Regions from separate parts of the Homo sapiens genome. Here region 2 is linked to region 1. Evidence: read pairs that join two places in POLR2A ChIA-PET (ENCODE). Cell type or tissue: MCF 10A. All regions are shown on one strand. Links, peaks and the distances in the headings refer to the core of each region. The heading gives the core; the rest is flanking DNA. Region 1 has its middle 3.6 kb from the start of PF4V1. Region 2 has its middle 5.9 kb from the start of CXCL8.

Region 1 (2,922 bases), core at 249-2,748:
GAGTGGCAAAATTACAAGTTTTAAAAAATAGTTTCTATTCTTTTGCCTCTGTTTTCTGTTACTTAGAGTGAAGATGCATTGTCTTTTACAATGAGAAAAATATGAATATGTATTTAAAAACAAAGAAGTCTTCAATATCCTATGCATTACAGAGGAACTTATTTTACCACAAAGGTCTTAGAAGGAAAAAAAGCAATAATAAAAATACAGAACAACTTGCAAGGTCAAAATGTCCTTTGATGGTTTTGTTTCATTGATAGACACCATGACTATGTGGTAAGTCCCTAATTTGTGGACATTTTATGCTGACTGCCTCCATCTAGAGGGGAGTTTAAGTGCACTGAATCTTTATTACTCCATGAATGTTGAAACAACAACAGGGAGTTGCTGTGTCGCTTGGGATTTTCCAAGGAGCAAAGCCCTCTCCCCATGCCCATGCAGATAAAGGCAGTAACTTAATACAGTTTGGATGTGCGTTCCCTCCAGATCTCATGTTGAAACGTGGCCCCCAGTGTTGGAAGTGGAGCCTAGTGGGAGGTGTTTGGGTCATGGGAGAAGATTTCTCATGCATGGCTTGGTGCCCTCCACACGGTAATGAATGAGTTCTCACTCTGTTACTTCACAAAACTGGCTATTTAAAGGAATCGGGCACTTCCTTCTCTCTTGCTCCCTTTCTCTCACTATGTGACACACTGTATTAGTCAGGGCTCTCTAGAGGGATAGAACTAATGGAATATGTGTGTGTGTGCATGTGTGTGTGTGTGTGTGTGTGTGTGTATTCCATATATATTCAACAATCCAGACAACATCCGATTTGGTGTGGCATCTTTACCACAGAAGCTGTTGTTCATGGTTTTCCTCGAGACTCCAACCCCAGGTCAGGGATGGAGACTGAGATTAAAGGAACATTGTAGTCCAGAAGATTTAACTTTCCAGCTGGGCTGGAAAAAATATATACATATATATACACAGGGGAGTTTATTAAGTATTAACTCACACGATCACAAGGTCCCACAATAGGCTGTCTGCAAGCTGAGGAGGAAGGAGAAGCAGTCCGAGCCCCCAAACTGAAGGACTTGGGGTCCAATATTTGAGGGCAGGAGGCATCCAGCATGGGAGGAAGATGTGGGCTGGGAGGCTAGGCCAGTTTCTCTTTTCACATTTTTTTTGCCTGCTTATATACTAGCCGCACTGGCAGCTGATTAGATTGTGCCCACCAAGATTAAGAGTGGGTCTACCTTTCCCAGCCCACTGATTCAAATGTTAATCTTCCTTGGCCACACCCTCACAGACATGTGAAGAATCAATACTTTGTATCCTTCAATCCAATCAAGTTGACACTCAGTATTAACCATCACAAATGCCTGCTCCCCCTTTGCCTTCCACCATGAGTAAAAGCTTCCTGAGGCCTCACCAGAAGCTGAGCAGACATTGGTGTCATGCTTGTACAGACTGCAGAACTGTGAGCCAAATAAGCTTCTTTTTTTTTAATTTAATAAATTACCTCAGGTATTCCATTATAGCAATGCAAAACAGATTAATACATGACTCAAAAGTGTTCTCAGGACAGTTAGACCAAAGTCATTCTGAAGCAAGAATGTATGAGGCACCAGCATTCCAGGATTGTTTGACTTGGCAAAATTTGTTTTGCTCTTTTGACCCTTTAAAAGTCACATCAACAAATTATTAAATAAAGCTAAGTATGCTGTTTGAGACAGGCAACAAAAAGGAAAGCAGCAAAAACAAAATCACACCACACACATCTGATTTCCAGTATTTTCTCCTTCAAAGTTCATTTGTTTTGAGCAATTTCATTGCTATTGCAATTTTTTTTGCTACCTATTACAAAAAAAAAAACAACCCTCTGTTAAATTCCTTACTCAGGCCAGGCGCAGTGGCTCATGCTTGTAATCCAAGCACTTTGGGAGGCTGAGGCCGGTGGATCACTTGAGGCCAGGAGTTTGAGACCAACCTGTCTCTACTAAAAATAGAAAAATTAGCTGGGCTTGGTGGCACTTGCCTATAATCCCAGCTACACAGGAGGCTGAGGCATGAGAATCACTTGAACCTGGGTGGCAGAGGTTGCTGGACAACAGAGTGAGACACTGTCTTACAAAAAAATAAAAAATAAAAAATTCTTACTCAACACTCCAGACTAACTGGAATGGTACATTAAGAGAAATATTGATACCGGTAATATAATACTATAATACAATTAATCGTTGTTAATTTTTAAGCTCAGACTGTATATAAGGAACTGTGCCAAATGTTTTGCATGCATCCTCTGTTTAGTCCTTAAGATAATCAATCCATAAAGTTAGACACTCATAATGTCCTCATTTCACACATATGAAAACTAAGGCACAGAGGGAAAGTGAGTGTAGCGCAGCCTGGGATGCCAGGTTAAGGACTTCGGATCTTGAATATTTTATTCAGGGAAATGAAATATTTGGGTTTTGGAAAGATAGTTTGGGTGGTAGTACATTAAGTTATACTGAAGATAAAAAACACTAAGTGGGCAAAAACTGGTTGGGAGACCCTTGTTCATTCTCTCTCCCCATAGATACTCCAACCCTGCAGTGCTATGAACTGTTGTACAAACATGCAAATGACTTAAAATGATCTTGTGTCTTTCTACTTGTTATTTATCTTGAGGCAGTTCCAGTCTTCCCATTGCCCGCCTGCCCCCCCCCGCCAACAAATTCCTACTCCACCTTCAACAGCTAGTTCATGGAATTCGCTAACATGCCACTTTCCTGTGTGAAAGACAGCACAATGTGAAAGCAAGAGCAGGAAGTAGGGAGTCAGAATGATCTGCTCAGCCTCTGAACAAGCTGCGTCCTTCCCAAGACTGTCACCTCATCTCTATAATAGGAATAATACTAATTTGCAATGTGGATGTGGAAATTTTAGATGATATTC
Region 2 (2,922 bases), core at 128-2,627, 120 kb after region 1:
CTTCCACTATATAAGCTTTCTTTTTTAATGCCTAACAATTCCATTTGCATTCACATGTAAAAAAATGTACTATAACCATTAATATGAATGCCATTTCTAATACTATCCAAATCGGTGGAGTTTGGAGTTTGAAGTTTGAAGTTTAGGTTTAGGGGAAGACACCAGTTGTGTAAACAGGCATTTATTAAGGACTTAGAAAGGCTAAGATCAGCCAATCTTCAATATGAAAAAAAAAAGTAAATATTTACTTGTAGCTATTTCTTTTCTTTGTTAAATTTATTAAAAAAAAAAAAGGGCTCACTGTGGTGGCTATGCCTGTAATTTGGAAGGCCAATTCAGGTGGAGCACTTGAGCCCAGGAGTTCAAGACTAGCCTGGGCAACATGATGAAACTCTGTCTCTACAAAAATATACAAATATTAGCCGGGCGTGGTGGTGCATGCCTGTAGTCCCAGCTACTCAGGAGGCTGAGGTGGGAAGATCACTTGAGCCAGGGAGGTCGAGGCTGCAGGGAGCTGTTATCATGCCACTGTACTCCAGCCTGGGTGACAGAGAGCCTGTCGCAAGAAAAAAAAAAAAAAGTAAAACAAAATTATGTGTAGACCTAATTTCTTTATTAGATTTATTCTAAAACACTTAGGCATTATTTACTCCAATGTTTACAAAAAAAATGTATCTTTGACATGGCAGTGATCACGTTACATGTTACTAGTATTTCTTTCCAAAAAAATAGGAAATGAGATCACTTGGCAAAAAGGGAAGTTGCTATGTTAGAAATGACTGAACTGATGCGTGCATTTAATTGTGTCTTGTGGTAAACAAGACTCACACCAAGCAATAAGTCAAATGACTAAGGGAAAAAAAGAAAAGTTTTCATGCTGATTCAAAGGTGGTTATGATTCTGTAGTGATATGTAGTGATGTTTTTCTTATTTTCTCAAAAGTTTCTTTATTATTTTGATCTATTATTTTTATAAATAGATGTAAAATTTTTAAAAGCTCAGTTGAGATAAAACTCTTAGCAACTTGAAGAAAGTGACTTAGGGAAAAAAAGCAGTTACTATGCTATAATTTCTATATTTTGTTTCTCACAACTCTCCTAAAACTTTTATTTTTAAAGTTTTTGTTTCACAATATGAGCTTCATCTTAACTGCATCTTTCTCCTCACTTTGGCCTTGGGGTGACTGAAGTATTTAAGACAAAGTTTAACCCACATAGACATTCCACATTGATGGATTCCATTGAAATGATGAGCTCTCCACCCATTTGTGTAACCATTTATTGATATTTGTCTCACCCACTTGACTGGAAATTCCACAAAATCAGAGACTACAACTGCTTTATTTAGACTGTGTTCCAGCTTCCAGATTAGTGCCTGCATGTAACAATGTTCTACAAACATTTCTTGAATGAAAGCAGAAATTTCCCAGTTCTTGCAACCTATCCAAACAAGAACAATGTCAACGAAAGAAAACGAAAATGCTTATCTTTGTTTTTGTTCTCCCTTGGGGACAATTATTTTATTTCCATGAACAGAGAAGAACTTAGCATGGAAAATACAGTTTTAGTTAGTGCTCTAATTTAGCAGTGGTGGATAGATAAAGCAGTAAACTGTGCAGCCAAACAGCAGTTTCATTCCACTGGTGAATTAACCATCCGATATCTTCTAGGCTCCTTGAAGGCAAGGGTAAGAAATAACAGGTTAGGATACAGTGGCATAAAGGATGGTGAGCAGCATGCGGGAAGTCCTGGCAACTGAAGTCCACCACTGGGGGAGAGGCTCTGCTGCTTGCTCTTTCCCATCAACTGCATTTCACAGAACTGTGGAGACTCCAAGGGACCACACACTGTTTCTGGAGGCCAGAGAGTGAATATAAATGGTGTTCTATAGGTTTTGTCTAATTAACGTTGACTGTGCTAAGACTAAAACAGTTTAGCTTCCATTTTAAGTATTATCTCAGTGGTTCTTAACCTTTCTTACTTTAACCATTTAAGTCTTTGAAAATATAATGAAAGTTTTATACCTTCTGCTCAGCCTCAAGGATGAATGCTGGCATGAAGTTTCAGGGAGTTTACTGAACTCCCTTATAAACCCCTAAGGGCTAAAATCAGTAAAGGGTAAGTTGGAGGTATTACATTTGACAATAATGAGCTAATCCTATGTGTACTACCTTTAAGTCAAATCAATTGAAAGAGAAGTGGCATTTTCTGAATGGTGCCTGCTCTTTCTGGATATGTCCTGGACAGAATTCAGAAAACGTTTTTTGAAGTTTTCAAAAGAGAAAGTGGAGATGGATAAGGAGCAGAATGAGGAGGAAGAGAACACTCATGGTATATAAAGGCAAGATTTGAGTGACCTTTCATATTCTTGTGACCTATAAGAGTAAGACCCAAATCCATCTAGAAAAAGATCAAAACTGAGTACTACTTTCAACTGAGGTAGCCTCCTTCACAAATCTACTGAAAAGCAGTGTCAATGGCAAAAGGAGGCTGAAGAGAAGGGTTACATTTTAGTTCTTCCATAATTCTCTTCATTTCCCCAAAATAGATATATTCAAGAAAAGCTACATAATTATTTCACATAAAAAGAAAACAAAATTAAAAAATAATTCAGATTGTGTATGAGTTTTGAGATACTGGCCAATCTCTCAGCATTCCTCAAATTTATGGCAAAATAAGGACATAAAACTTCTTTATCTCTTTCAGTATAACCTGGTGCCCCCAAATTGTCTGATTTCCAGATTTGAGCCCTTTTCATTTTTAGGTGGCTTATTCTCTCATCTAGCATTTATCTCAAAACTCATTTAGAATGTTTTTTGACTGCATCACCTTACTTGTCTATATTAAATCACTCCATGTGGTCCCTAAACCAGGAAGGAGGAAATCACCACTCACAGATGCTATTGGAGTTTTGAAACAAAGG

Evidence for each region. Peaks named below come from ENCODE experiments on the same cell type or tissue, not always from the same donor. Only the 100,000 strongest peaks of a DNase experiment are listed, where the experiment ranks them.
Region 2: POLR2A ChIA-PET joins it to region 1 with 5 read pairs; 3 of 35 experiments call an interaction of 5 or more read pairs at or near these places.

The regions. Positions count from the first base shown.
Region 1 is chr4:73,855,425-73,858,346 of GRCh38, reverse strand. No RefSeq gene overlaps it. Among named protein-coding and RNA genes, the nearest start is that of PF4V1, 3.6 kb to the right of the region's middle. In MCF 10A, for the core only: no CTCF peak of the experiment used is centred there; a DNase peak (open chromatin) is centred at 1,626.
Region 2 is chr4:73,733,254-73,736,175 of GRCh38, reverse strand. No RefSeq gene overlaps it. Among named protein-coding and RNA genes, the nearest start is that of CXCL8, 5.9 kb to the left of the region's middle. In MCF 10A, for the core only: no CTCF peak of the experiment used is centred there; no DNase peak of the experiment used is centred there.